4 separate regions of the Homo sapiens genome follow, and regions 1, 2 and 3 are each linked to region 4. The links are chromatin contacts, found by Hi-C or POLR2A ChIA-PET in ENCODE. All regions are on one chromosome and are shown on one strand. The core of a region is the stretch at or near the end of the contact, and the rest is flanking DNA. Distances in the headings are between cores, read along the strand shown.

Evidence for each region. Hi-C counts contacts between places; a loop is a spot of excess contacts on that map. ChIA-PET counts read pairs that join two places held with the same protein, here RNA polymerase II (POLR2A). Pooled maps may share reads with other maps.
Region 1: a loop to region 4 is called in a map of naive thymus-derived CD4-positive, alpha-beta T cell, with 10 times the contacts of the local background. The contact joins two enhancer-like sites. A Hi-C loop is called at or near these places in 2 of 168 maps with a recorded cell type or tissue (CD4-positive, alpha-beta memory T cell and naive thymus-derived CD4-positive, alpha-beta T cell), 1 of 37 single-sample maps with no recorded cell type and 10 of 50 pooled maps. POLR2A ChIA-PET finds 5 or more read pairs at or near these places in 1 of 52 experiments (activated T-cell).
Region 2: a loop to region 4 is called in a map of naive thymus-derived CD4-positive, alpha-beta T cell, with 5 times the contacts of the local background. The contact joins two enhancer-like sites. A Hi-C loop is called at or near these places in 1 of 168 maps with a recorded cell type or tissue (naive thymus-derived CD4-positive, alpha-beta T cell), 3 of 37 single-sample maps with no recorded cell type and 7 of 50 pooled maps. POLR2A ChIA-PET finds 5 or more read pairs at or near these places in 1 of 52 experiments (PC-9).
Region 3: a loop to region 4 is called in a map of natural killer cell, with 4 times the contacts of the local background. The contact joins the promoter of CCDC88A here to the enhancer-like site in region 4. A Hi-C loop is called at or near these places in 3 of 168 maps with a recorded cell type or tissue (CD4-positive, alpha-beta T cell, naive thymus-derived CD4-positive, alpha-beta T cell and natural killer cell), 13 of 37 single-sample maps with no recorded cell type and 9 of 50 pooled maps. POLR2A ChIA-PET finds 5 or more read pairs at or near these places in 1 of 52 experiments (H1).

What each region holds. Positions count from the first base shown.
Region 1 is chr2:54,521,354-54,524,811 of GRCh38, forward strand. The region is part of intron 1 of SPTBN1 (spectrin beta, non-erythrocytic 1); the gene reads left to right. The region is part of intron 3 of SPTBN1-AS1 (SPTBN1 antisense RNA 1); the gene reads right to left. Among named protein-coding and RNA genes, the nearest start is that of SPTBN1-AS1, 36 kb to the right of the region's middle. RefSeq lists an enhancer at 3,367-3,458. Within about 2 kb of position 1,465, at least 2 of the 41 ENCODE cell types and tissues checked have a DNase peak (open chromatin) inside an H3K27ac peak, as active enhancers do.
Region 2 is chr2:54,707,324-54,710,669 of GRCh38, forward strand. No RefSeq gene overlaps it. Among named protein-coding and RNA genes, the nearest start is that of EML6, 15 kb to the right of the region's middle. Within about 2 kb of position 2,073, at least 11 of the 41 ENCODE cell types and tissues checked have a DNase peak (open chromatin) inside an H3K27ac peak, as active enhancers do.
Region 3 is chr2:55,418,161-55,421,790 of GRCh38, forward strand. It overlaps CCDC88A (coiled-coil domain containing 88A), which reads right to left and starts at 1,696. Exons shown (of 33, transcript NM_001365480.1): 1 at 857-1,696; 2 at 656-756. The coding sequence starts at 919. RefSeq lists silencers at 1,597-1,666, 1,697-1,746, 1,807-2,096.
Region 4 is chr2:55,013,700-55,017,312 of GRCh38, forward strand. The region is part of intron 3 of RTN4 (reticulon 4); the gene reads right to left. It also overlaps the pseudogene RNU6-433P. Among named protein-coding and RNA genes, the nearest start is that of RTN4, 35 kb to the right of the region's middle. Within about 2 kb of position 1,457, at least 5 of the 41 ENCODE cell types and tissues checked have a DNase peak (open chromatin) inside an H3K27ac peak, as active enhancers do.

The DNA.
Region 1 (3,458 bases), core at 215-2,714, 490 kb before region 4:
TTGCCTTGAAAATAAAATAGTGGGTTCTATCACTGTAAATACTCAGCTTTCTTTGGACAAAGGACATTGTCTTTGAACAGATGGAGAATATTGAAGAAAAAAGATGTCTCTACCATCAAATTCTGGACACTTGAGTGAAACAGTTGAATAAAAAGAACTCAGAGCATTGCTTTTTTTTTGAGACGAGGCTCACTCTGTTGTTTGGGCTGGAGTGCAGTGACACGATCATGGCTCACTGCGGCCTTGACCTCTTGGGCTCAAGTGATCCTCCCACCTCAGCCTCCCAAGTAGCTGGGACTACGGGCACGTGCCACCGTGCCCGGCTAATTTTTATAGAGATAGTGAAGAAGGGTTGGGAGGGTGTCTCACCATCTTGCCCAGGTTGGTCTCAAACTCCTGGGCTCAAGTGATCTGGCCACCGTGGCCTCCCAAATTGTTGAGATTACAGGTGTGAGCCACTGTGCTTGGCATATATTTATTTATTTATTTTGTACACAGACTAGTGGATAATTTGGATACTTTGACTTCCCATTCACCTTTCTGTTTTTTGTTTTTTTCTTTTGAGACAGAGTCTGGCTGTGTCACCCAGGGTGGAGTGCAGTGGCACAGTTATGGTTCACTGCAACCTCCACCTCCCTGGCTCGAGTGGTCCTCCTACCTCAGCCTCCCAAGTAGCTGGAACCACAGGCGCATGCCACCACAGCTGGCTATTTTTTTTTTTTATTTTTGTGGAGATGGGGGTGTCACTGTGTTGTCCAGTCTGGTCTTTAACGCCTGGGCTCAAGTGATCTGCCTCCCTTGGCCTCCCAAAGTGCTGGGATTACAGGCGTGAGCCACCACTCTTGGCCTAACCTTTCCGTTTTAAGGAACAATAGTAGTGTTTTTAAGGAATACCATTAAGAAAGAACATTAGGAAAAAAGGTGCTTTAGTTCTCTGAGTGACTTCTTTTAAGCTTAAGACAAGAATTATCACTTACTTACTAAGTAATCTGTGGGCTGGGCAAGGTAGGCTCGCACCTGTAATCCCAGGACTTTGTGAGGCCAAAGCAAGCAGATTACCCGAGTTCAGGAGTTTGAGACTAGCCTGGCCAACATGGTGAAACCCCATTTCTACTAAAAATACAAAAATTAGTCAGGCATGATAGTGCACACCTGTAATTCCAGCTACTCAGGAGGGTGAGGCAGGAGAATTGCTTGAACCTGGGAGGTGGAGGTTGTAGTGAGCTGAGATCATGCCACTGCACTCCAGCCTGGGTGACAGAGCGAGACTCTGTCTCAAAAAGAAAGAAAGAAAGAGAGAGAGAAAGAGAGAGAGAGAGAGAGAGGAGAGAGAGAGAGAGAGAGAGAAAGAAAGAAAGGAAAGAAAGAAAGAAAGAAAGAAATCTGTGGAAAGCAGTTGTTGGTTCAGTGATAGAAAGAGAGATTCGCAGGTGGGGGCAGGGCAGGGGCCAGGCTGGGCTTCTGCAGGAGTCAGGTGCGGTGGATGTTGCAGCGCAGGTATAGCAGCCCTGGGGGTTTCTTCTCATTGGTCAGCAGGTGGCACCAAATAGCTAAAACTTATCTGGGGAGAGGCATGCCTTGCTTGGGTTTTACCTTGGGTTGGGTTGGATTAAATTTTACTTTCTGTACTTTCAGAATTTGGGATTAATAGCACTTTCACATTTTCTCCCTAGAGATAGAATCCTCCAAGTTTGAATTTTATAAAAGTCTCTGATATTGATAATAGTCATGAAAGTTAACTATATTCAAGATCAGATGATTGCATGACATTATTAATTTTCATTTTTTGGAAGGGTTTATGACTTTGAATGTTAAATGCCACTGTAAGATCATTCAATGGAATATACTTACTCGATTAGATTTCTGAAGTTTTTGTGTTTTTATGAAATCCCATAAATAAATTGCTAACGTAGGTGTGAAAATTAATACACCCGTGAATGTACTTAATTGAGATTGAGTATGTCTCTCTGATGAGAATCCAGGATTTTACTTCCATTCAGGATTTTTCTATTAGAGCAGAGATGGGTGACAGTTTGAGTCACAGATGTTGTGGCTCAGTGGTAAAGTGGATTCAGTGCTTCTTCCTCAGGAACATGTGGGGTGTGTTGGCTGTGTTCTTGGATAGCATGTGAGAAAACAGCCATGACAAAAGAGCAGGCAGTTGTGTGCTGGTACCACCCAAGAGCCTACTGTTTATTTAAGGTGCAGTTAATTTGTTTCAGCTTATTTACTATGGAAACTTGGTTGCATGTGGCATGTGTGGTTATGTGCTGGAACTTTTAAAAAGCTGCATTTCAAGCACGATAAATGTTTCTTTTCTACATATATGGGTTTGTTTATTTTTTGTGTGGTGGCATATGTGAGGGGGAAGAATCATCTCTTGAATGATCCTTCTGTGTTGCTGAGTGGTGTCTGGTTTGGTTAGCACGCAGGCTGTGGTGAGGAGGCCTGCTGACTCTGGCCTAGGTGCACATCTTGGTGCACACTGAACAAGGCTTTCACTAAGTGAGCATCCAGCTACAAAAACCTGACAATAAATTTTTGAGTTTTAAGATGTTGATAACAGCCGGGCATGGTGGCTCACGCCTGTAATCCCAGCACTTTGGGAGGCCAAGGTGGGCAGATCACAAGGTCTAGGAGTTCGAGACCAGCCTGGCCAATATAGTGAAACCCCGTCTCTACCAAAAATACAGAAATTAGCTGGGCATGGTGGCTCGCGCCTGTAGTCCCAGCTACTCGGGAGGCTGAGGCAGAAGAATTGCTTGAACCCAGGAGGCGGAGGCTGCAGTGAGCCGAGATGGTGCCACTGCACTCCAGCCTGGGTGACAGAGCGAAACTCCATCTCAAAAAAAAAAATGTTGATAATTTATTTTTTTTCTTGGGATAGCTTCATACCACTTTAAAAGGGGTGTTGTCTTTTCACTCCTTTCTTCCTACATTTGCAGATTAACAACTTACTTAGATAGCTTCATATGCCTGACTGAGCCTGTTTCCCCCCAGTGAAATTTAAAATATGCGGGAATTTAACCACATTTAACCACACCCATAGGCATCAGGCATAGCACTAGCTCAGTTTCTCAATGTCTCGGGTCTAGTCAGTCCTTCACCAGGCCCTGTCAGTTCTCCCTCCAAAGCACATCCACCTCTAAGCACATCCACCTCTTAACCATCCCCGCTTCTCCACCCAGAGCTGCACCGCCATCATTTCTGGAGTAGCCTCCCAAGTGGCCCCTGCTTCCATTATTGCCGCCTAGAATCTGTTTTCCACACAGCCCTGGGAAGAATATTTTACAAATACACTCAAGGGTGGTGTCGGTTATTAGCTTAAAATCCTGCAGTTGCTTCCCGCCACACTTGGGCTCGCCCACCTCCCTCCCTAACCTTGTCTCCGAGTCTCTCCCGCTGCCCACTAGACTCAGCCACATTGAACTTGCCGTTCCTCCTGCATGCTATGCTGC
Region 2 (3,346 bases), core at 823-3,322, 310 kb before region 4:
TGCAGTGGTGCAATCTCGGCTCACTGAAACCTCTGCCTTCCAGGTTCAAGTGATTCTCCTACCTTAGCCTCCTGAGTAGCTGGGATTACAGGCGTACACCACCATGCCCAGCTAATTTTTGTATTTTTAGTAGAGACAGGGTTTCACCATGTTGGCCAGACTGTTCTCAAACTCCTGACCTCAGGTGATCCACCTGTCTTGGCCTCCCAAACTGTTGGGATTACAGGCATGAGCTGTCACACCCAGCCCTATTCTTTTTAAAGAGCCCTAGATTAGGAGTGAATTGCACTGATTCCACATTGTTTTCCCCACTCTTTGAAGCAGGATCTAATATATGATGTGTGACTGAATTATACTACTTCATGAAAATATATTGCCCATATCAAACTAATGCTATTAATGAACTGGCCATAACATTTTAGAGGTGGGAGAGATCCCAAAGATCATTTGGTCTTACTCCTTCATTTTATGGTTTAGTAAATTGAAACCTAAAGAGATTGACTGCTTTGTTCAAAGCTGCAAGGAAAGTGGTTAGAGCTGTGGTTAAACCCAGGTCTTGTTTTAATTTCATGTGTCCCTAGCTCTATAAATCTATGTCATTCTGTTTAGTGTTCACCTTTAGACAGCAGAACCAAAAACCTCACTAATATAGAAAATTAGGTATTTGCAGGTACCAGCAGCAGGGTTCAAAAGAGTAAATTTTTTAGTCTCCTTCCCTTTAGTAAAGTGGATATTTTCAGAAATACAGAATTTTGGGTGTCAAGCTATTTGGATAATCGTTTCTCTAGTTTTCCTCACTCTAGAACCCAACTATGTGATATTGAGGCCTTTATATTACCATTCATTGATGACATAATACTGTCCCTTCTGCGTGCAATTTTGGAAATTTATTCATCTATGCTGCATAATGGTAGCAATTTAATGAACTTGTAACATATTATTTAGCTCATTAAAGTCTTTGCATTTAAACAATGTTGATGCTTTTAAGGTTGTGAAGAAATCTTAGTTTAATGCAGAATTAGTTCTAATACATTCTAGAATTTTATCAGAAAACTTTCATGGCCAGGCAAACTAAAAACACAGTAACAGTAACTCAGGCAATCACACAGACTCATGCATAATTAAATCCTCCTTTTACATTTTTTGGGAGTCTTCTTTGAGAGGATATTTTAAATATTGATGTTGTGCAACTATAATTAATAATAAATATTTGGAGTGCTATTGATGACAGTGGTGGGCCTTCCGGAGCAGCCGCTGCCACCACGCTGGCTGCAGTGGGGAGGCGCAGGCGGTGGTGGCAGGAGCCGCTGCAGGAGCAGCAGTGGCGGTGGTGGGTGTGCCCCACGTCCCCTGTGCCCCGCGTTCCTGAGGCAGCCAACTGCACCACCCTCACCTTCACACAGCGGGGCAGGACCCACTCCCAGGTTTGGGACCTCCACTGGGGCCTCAACCTTGCTCCCGCCACGTCTTGGCAGCCCCCGAGCCCCCAGCTGAAGGCACAACCAGGACTCATGGGGCCGCCTGAGAGCGTCGGGTTTGTTTGTGCAGAGTTTGCAGGGGCTGCTGCGCCGCCTGCACCTTGCCTACCGCTGCTGCAGGCAAAATGCGGAGAGGAGGCTAGCAGACCCTGGAGCCCACCCCTGGGAGACCCCTCGGAGCCTGCCGTCCTGGGAGCCCCCATGGTGGGGCCAGGCCGATTCACCCACTGGCAGGGGAGCAGTACGGTGGGGCATGGAGGGACAGGCAGAGAGGAGCCTGGAGGAGGAGCTGGGCCCGTGGCAATGCTGTGTTCCATGGAGTCGGCAGGAGCCCCGCCTTCCCAGGGACAGCTGTAGCCGCCCAAGTCGTGGCTGTGGACCCAGGCCTCCCTGTGCTCTTGGGGGCCGGGAGCAGGCAGGAGCCCTGCCCTCCCAGGTGCAGCTACAGCCGCCTAGCCGCGGCTGCGGATCCAGGCATCTCCGCACTCTTGGGGGCCAGGAAGGCCCCCCTTTACCCCCGCAGCCTTGGAGGTGTCTGCTCCTGCTGCCTGGCTTCTCCCAGCTCCTGCTGCTCACTCTGATCTCGGAGCAAGGTTGGGGCCAAGCCCAGGTGCTGTTGCAGCCCAGCTGGGTGTGCGCACACTCAGGGCAGCGCTGACACACCAGTCCCCTGCCGCCTCAGCCTCCTCTGGGCTTTGGGCACCGATAAGCCCGTGAGGGAGGCCGCGGCAGGGGCTGAGGGCAGCTTTGCACTGGCCTGCTGGTGCCCCTGGGCCGGAACCGCCTGGGCACCATAAAGGCGGCAGGATCAGACAGGCTCCTGGGAAACAGGCAGGTCCCTGGTGAAGCCCCACCTTCCATCCGGGGAAGGTCTGAAGTCTGGCGGCCGGGCTGCTGGTCCCGTGATCAGAGTGGGAACTTGTGGTGCTTTTTTCGGGCCGTCCATGGCTGCTAATGGACTGACTGGCACACACTTCCTCCCCTCTGAGGCCCATAAAAAGCCACGGACTCAGCCAGACCTGAAGAGACGATGGGACGACCTACCTAAAGAGAAGACCTACCCTTCTCTGCTGAGAGCTGAACACTCATTGGGAAAACCCTGGCTACCTAGAGGAGCTACCTACTGCGGGTCTCCTCTGAGCTGTTCTGTTGTTCAGTAAAGCTCCTCTTTGTCTTGTTCATCCTCCACTTGTCCGTGTACCTCATTCTTCCTGGACACCCAGGACAAGAAATCGGGACCCGTCAAATGGTGGGGCTAAAAGAGCTGTAACACAAACAGGGCTGAAACACGCCTTTTGCTTGCCACGTTGCGGGCAACAAGAAGGAGAGAAGAGAGAAGAAAAGAAGAGCTGCAGCCCGTCAGGGATCCCAGACCTAGGAGCTCCCCGAGCCAGGTCTGTGACACCCTCTTTAGGGCTCTGCAGTTTCTGGCGTCTCCAAGCTTCTGGGTATCACCATGTTCCCTGATGTCAGCTGTGGAAGTTGCTTATGGTACGCCTGGTCTAGCAGCAGCCTTGCGGGGAGCCAGCTCTGGAGCCAGCACCTGGAGCTGCCCACCCTGCTGCAGCTGGAGTGCCTGGCTGCGCACAGTGGCCGGACCCCAAGCTCGCCCACACCTCTTGCTGCTCCACGCCTGACTTGCCCTTGGCAGGTGTGGGATCCAGGCCAGTAGTGCGAGCCAAGGGTAACCTTCCAGGCAGAGTGGGCGGAATGAGCCCAGAGGGCCAGAGCAAAACCCAGCAAAGGTACCACTGGCCACAGAGGTTTCTGGATGGCCAAGTGACACTCCAAGGATCCCATAACGCTATGTGGTATGTATTATAATCACTTTACATACATTCTCCAGTTCATCGAATTCTCACAACATA
Region 3 (3,630 bases), core at 446-2,945, 400 kb after region 4:
AAGTCGTTATCTAATTGTTATCAAGACTTGTTATTTGCATTTCAAAACCTGTAAGAATACCTTAAAATGATCCCTAAAATATTAAGCAACCTAATAATTCACACAATAAATCATCTCATCAGGCTTTAGTTATTACAGGCATTTAAATTATTTACTACAGCAAGAGTCCTCACCAATCAGAACTGTTTGAAATTTTCTCTTCTGAAATCTGCTATTACTTAACGAGTTTCAAATTTTGAGCCATTTATTTCTAGATATAAAGGTTAATAAGAAACATTTCTGCATCAAATGCACATAACTTCACAGTAAAGTCTTTTTTCCTCTCTTAGGAAACCAGATTCTCATTTTCTCTCTTATTTTACCAAATTATCAAAGAATACACAATGTGGCTTGGATTTCAGTACTGAAGACAAGTGACAATACATGGTTGACAGAATGAAAAACTAAAGTTTCACAATTTTAACAGGTAAAATATCTAGGTTGTGATAATGGGCTGAGCCCATAACATTAGCATTCCTTTCAAGATCCAATTCTTAAACCACCTGAATATTTCTGGCCAATGAACCAAATTAGGGGCTTAAAACATCGTGTCTCAAAGTTCACCATATGCTATTTCTCAAAGAAAACGTTACCTAGGAAAGAAGGAAGAACTTACATTTGGAGCATGACCTGGTTCAAGAATACCCCATCCACCAAAGCCACATATTCATCAAGGTTGGTCCCATTTCCTGCGGCCAGAGGTCCAAACGTTTTAACCTAGAACAAACAGAAGGATCACCACGACATGAACGCCCACCTCCATCTCTGCAGCCACAAATAACTCAGCAAAATATACAATAAAGGACACCCCACTTACCCAAGTGACCAAAGGGCTGGTCATGAACTGCTCCAGAAGGGGAGTAAAAATTTCGTTCTCCATTTTACAGAGTATGTATTTGAAAAAAGGAACTACCACAAAAATACGCCTAGGGAATTGGTCACTAAACGTGGAAGTAAGTAGAAATCAATGAAAGTCCATTTCGGCAAGGGAGAAAAATCCCATCGTGGAGGAGGGGGGCACTCTCCCTCCTCAAAAAACACCCCAGAGTGAAACGAGCCGAAATCCCAAGAAGTGGCTTCGACGACGGACACCACGAGCAGCAGCCTGCGCTGGAAATGTCTGTACCGGGCGAGGAGGGGCAGAGAAAAGGCATCTGGAGGAGGAGGAAGGGAAAGGGGGCTGGAACCCAAGACAAAAAGCCCGTCAAGGTTGTCCAGCTCCTGGAGGATCCAGACCAGCGAAACTGCTCCCAATGAATCAATCCCAACGGGGGCTAAATGAAATACGTTAAACAGAGACCACGTTAAGGATACCGAGGCGCCACCAGACTCGACCTCGGCGTTCCGACCTCTACACGTTCCACCCACCGATGGGCATGGAGCCGCTTTCGACCCGCGGAGCCTCCACTGCCCGCAGCCCCTCAGTACCAACAGGCAGGGCTCGCCCCTTCCCCCCGAGCAGACACCATTCCTCCGCCGCCCTCAAGCCTCGCCTCCAGCCCCCTTCCCCTCCCGGGGGTGGGGGCTTGAATGTGTGTCCCTAACCCCCCAGCTTCCTAAGCCCTGCCAGCCTTTCAGCGCGTCTCTGGGAATCCCTGGCACAAAATCACCGCCGCGCTCCAGCCTTCTCCGCCCTCTATGGAGAAGCCGGAGTAACGGCCTCAGAACCGCAGTGCCGCATCACACCCCACCCCTCGCCGCCCGCCAGCGCCGCCCGCCAATGCCGGGGGCCGCCGTCAAAGGGAGCGCGCTGCTCCCTCCGCGCCGATATCCTTCCGCCGACTCCCCGCCCCTCCCGTGCAGCTGCCTCTGGATTGTGGGAGAAGAAAACCGCTGCATGAGCGCGCTCCCGAGCGAGCGCGCCCCCGGGCTAGCCTCGCCGCCGCCCAGATCCTGGCGGCGGGCGCGGGCTCGGGCGTGGGCGCGCGCTCGCTGCAGCTGCTGCGGAGACAACCCGCTCCTCGGTTGCGCCCAGGACGGTTGCCTGGTGGGCGGGGACAGGGAAGGCAGAGCAAGGGGTCTGTCTGCTCGCTCGCTCATGCCTAATTATGGTTTATTTCCTCCCCGAGTGACTTCTTTGATACGTGAAGGAAGGGGAAAGAAATCCTTCTCTTATAAACATGAGGGATGCAGACAGCCTTTTTCGGACAGTTTGATGTGTTCTGTAAAGCATGCCTTCTCCCCAGCAAAATGGAATAGGAAAACTCACTGCAGCAAATGGCAGAGGGACTTGAGCCACAACTTGGTGGGGGTTTTTTTCTCCTTTTTGTTTTCTTCCAAATGCAGTCCACTAACGCATGAATGTTCTTCAAAGTTGCAAGTGACATACAGTAAGATTTTTTAAAAACCAGAGCTGTCTGTCAGCACGTTGGTATTCCCTGACTGGAGCAAACATGACTCAGACATTGTTTTTTGGTTTTGTTTTGTTTTTTACTATTTGGGCATGGGTCGGGGGAAACCCAAGCAAAATCAAGAGCTACAAAGAAGAAACATTTAGAAGTCATCCAAGTTGGGTGACAAATAAACAGATTACATATTTGTCATAAATCTCCATGCCACGTACGACTGGGACCTTGAAATAATTTTAAGTTCCCTGGCAAAATCAAATGCTACTCCTCATTTCAAAGGAAAATAAAGACCTTTTTCCCGGGGTAAAATGGGCATATAGAACGCAATCTTTTTTTGATAAAAGATAATATTATAGTTTTATAATGTGTGCTATGTTTACATTACATAAATATTTACACGGAGTATATATTTTAAATTAGCAGTAAAAATGTTTTTGTCATAACACAGTTAAGAAAGAGCAGAATTTCTTAATTGGGTAGTTGAGAACCTGGACTCTGAAGTCTTCCTGCCTGGTTCCAATATGCACCAGCTGTGTGAGCCTACGCACGTTATTGAGTCTCTTTGTGCTTCGATTCCGTCACGTGTAAAGCAGGGCTAATAATAGGGTTAAATGAAATGGCAGCTTATAGTTAAGTGTTCTATAAATGTCATTAATGTTGTTTTTAACATTATTCCTTCAAAATAAAGAACCTTTATGAAAAACTTGAAATATAACCTCTCTGCTTCAGTTACAGGAGAAAGGATCTTGCTTTGAGGAGGGAACTAAATGCCCTTTGAAAATCATCTTAATTAAAATTAGGATGCATTCATGTGGCACTTTGCTAGGTGATGTACAAGTAGAACCTTGCATTTCCCTAGCCAGTACACAAGCCTTCAGACATCCTTGTTGCTAGCAATCTTTTCCATCTGCTCTTGATGACTTTTTAAAAAGCCTTTTAGAGATGGGAGTCTCACTGTGTTGCCCAGCCTGGCCTCAAACTCCTGGCCTCAAGTGACCCTCTCACCTCAGCCTCCCTAGCAGTTGAGACGAGACGTGTGAGCCACCACGCCTGGCTTGGTGACTCCTTCTTTTTTTGTTTGTTTTGTTTTCTGAGACAGAGTCTCTATTACCCAGGCTGGAGTGCAGTGGCACGATCTCAGCTCACTGCAACCTCTACCTCCAGGGTCCAAGCGATTATCCTGCCTCAGCCTCCCAAGTAACTGGGATTACAGGCACCCGCCACCACCCACTGGCTAATTTTT
Region 4 (3,613 bases), core at 207-2,706:
CTAGGCAAGGTGTTAAGTCCACCCCAGCCAGCTCTTATTCTAAGACATTCTTCCTTTTCCATTTCTTTCTTTCCTCTACTTCTGCACCCAGGAAAAACTCAGGTTTTTGTTTTGCTTCGTTTTTCTTTACAACATTTAGAGATGCAAGGGAAAGAGGGTGGGAAAGCAGCAATCATTTGGATTGAAAATGCTACTCTGAAAGTTAGAGACTGCTTATGTACACTGCTCTTGAGAGCTAAAATAATTTATACTTTCCAGCCACAGAAAATAGGCATGTTTTTTAAAAAATAAGAAACAATTATAGCTACACAGTAGTTTTAAGCTTATTTCAAAATTTAACTATTCTGAGCTACACAAAGGTATGAAATTAACATGTTTCAATACTGAAAGGAGTTAATTTTTAAAACCCTACCATATGCTGTAATATAATGCCCTCTATGGACTAAATTACAGCACTTCAACATTACTGAATTAAATCTTAAGAACTGGAAAAAGATTTTAGTCTAGAAAATGAATGACAGTACAAGTTAAAATAGCAAAACAACGAGCATTTTAAAGTCTATAAAAAATTTAACATAAGGTACCAAAAATGAATACTAAAATTCATAAACTGAAAGTGACACTATTTATGAAAACTAATATGCTAACTTCTTACATTATAATCTAAAACATACAAATATTCTTAAACACCCAAAGCATTTTTAAAAATTTTTTATATAAAAATATGAAACACTTCACAAATTCTATGCGTCATTCTTGTGCAGGGGCTATGCTAATCTTCTCTGTATAATTCCAATTTTAGTATGTGCTGCTGAAGCAAGCATTTTTTTTTTTTTGGAGACAGAGTCTCGCTCTGTCACCAGGCTGGAATGCAGTGGCACGATCTTGGCTCACTGCAACCTCCACCTCCCGGGTTCAAGTGATTCTCCTGCCTAGCCTCCCAAGTGGCTGGGACTACAGGTGCGTGCCACCAAGCCCAGCTAATTTTTGTATTTTTAGTAGAGACGAGGATTCACCATGTTGGCCAGGATGGTCTGGATCTCCTGACCTCGTGATCTGCCCGCCTTAGCCTCCCAAAGTGCTGGGATTACAGACGTGAGCCACTGCACCTGGCCTCAAGCACGCATTTTTAAATTCTGAATTCAAGAATTAATAGTCACTAGGCCCTAAACAGATCTTCTTAAACTTTAATGTCTTCATTTAAGTATCCAGGTTTGGGGGGAATCTTTAAGGTCATTTCATAATGTTTATAGTAGTATGATTAAAGCATTTGTTTGATTTGGTACAAGATGTCAATATTCAAAATTGTTTATAAAAATTTTAAACTCATCTGTTAGTGCAAAACGATATTCACAGCTCGCTAAATTTCTCTGTCCAACTGAATTTATTCCACATAGTCAATTATAGATCATTCCACAGACTTGATCTTCCATCTGCAACACTAGATGGCACCAACACCCGTAGTCTACAGTTGATTGCCCAGTTCATGGAAGGCAATCTGGCAAACATTAACTTTCTGGCTTTTCCACAAGATTGCTGCCTGGCCCTAGGCAGCTAGATCAGAGTATGGGAATAGGAAAACAACTCTAACACCAAAAAAATACGTGGGGCAAAATAATCCCTAATCGGAATCCAAAATCAATTTTAAATAGATCAGAACTAAGTGTAAAATTAAAACTATAAGTAAATAAAAAATATATTTTCCTTTGTGAAAACTGAAAATGTCCACTGAAATGTAAACTAAAAATCTTTTAGAAAACTGAGGGAAAACTATAACACAAGAGTTTACATCCTTTATATGTAAAGAACTCTCATAAAATCAGGGAAAAAAATGAACACCTACATTTAAAAATGGGCAAAGAGTATGAACAAGCAAAAATCACAGAAGAAATACAAACTGCCAACATGTTCACATTCACTAATAATCAAAGATCAAAAAAGCAAGTACTACTTGCACCTATCAAACTGGTAAAGGGCTTTTAAAAAATACCTAGTACAGAATGTCCAGAAGAATATTTAAGGAACGAGTCATAGTAGATAACTCTAGGAAACAGCACTAGGCAGCTGGACAACAGAGAGAGAGGAAGAAGTGTGACTGTCACTGTACTTTCTGCATTTTGTATAATGTAAAAATATTATCTATCAAAAAATAAGCAATATGAATTGTTGGTGAAAGTAGAGAAATGGGTGTTTTCTTCTTCTGATAAAAGGGTAAAAATTAGTACAACTTTTCTGGTGGCCAATTTTTATACAAACCCTTATAAATGCTCATACCCACTAACCTAGGTTTTTATTTCAAATTGATTTATGGAAAATAATTCAGGGATATGTAAGACATATTTAAATATAAAGAGGTTAATAGCATTATTTATCAATAACAAAGGAACAATCTAAGGGTCCAACAATAGCAAAGTGACTGGTTAAACTATACCCATACTAAGGAACACTAAGTACAAAAAATCAGCAGCAAAATATTTAAAGACATGGAAATGTTTGCATTATATAAGACATTACTAAAGTTTTTAAAAGCTTATAAACAATATATAGAGTATGATTCCAATTTCATAAAACACTATTACATTCTTAAAAATACACATATGCGGCCAGGTGCGCTGGTTCATGCCTTTAATCCCAGCACTTTGGGAGGCCAAGGTGGGCAGATCACTTAAGGTCAGGAGTTCTGGACCAGCTTAGCCAACATGGTGAAACCCTGTCTCTACTAAAAATACAAAAATTAGCCAGGCACGGTGGCCCACACCTGTAATCCCAGCTACTCGGGAGGCTGAGGCACGAGAATCGCTTGAACCCAGGAGGCAGAGGTTGCAGTGAGTGGAGATCCCGCCACTGCTACTCCAGCCTGAGTGACAGAGCGAGACTATGTCTCAAACAAAAACAAAAACAAAACACATGTGCATTGAAAGTAGACTAGAATAATATATTCTAAAATATTAAACATTGATTATGTCTGGGTAATATGATTATAATTTTTTTCATCTCAATGCTTTTCTACATTTTTCAAATTTGTACAATGAGCGTGTATTGTATGTCAGACTGCTTCATAAACTGTTGCTCTAACTTCACTGATAGTTATCAAGTCCTTAGAAAAAATCCTTATTACTAAAATATTGAAGCTCAAGTAGATTAAAACATTTGCCAAGGGTCATACAGCTAAATCAGTGAAAGGGTCAGAATTAGAACTCAGGTCTGTAAAATGCCTAAAATTAAGTTATTTAACCACATTATATTTAGCAGGTATCTCTTTTTTATGGTACATATTTATTTTCAATCTGTATTGGGCCCACAGTAAGCACTAAATAAATCCTCACTAATTTAACAATGTCACTTTTTAAAAAGTAAATATAATCGTTTCCTTTATTAACAAGAGTCAGGTTCTAATTTAGCTACATTGTACATCTACTGATAGCCTTCCAGTTAAGATTAACTACTTATCATAATAAAGTCCAACTTACATCAAAATTTTCCAAATATTATTTGCTCAATAAAAATATATTTTAAACAAAATATCAACTCTTAGTATCTACAGTACTTCAGTAAAAAAACTCAAAGGCTATATATACTTTTTCAGAAAAATATTTTAAGTCGTAAGAATATC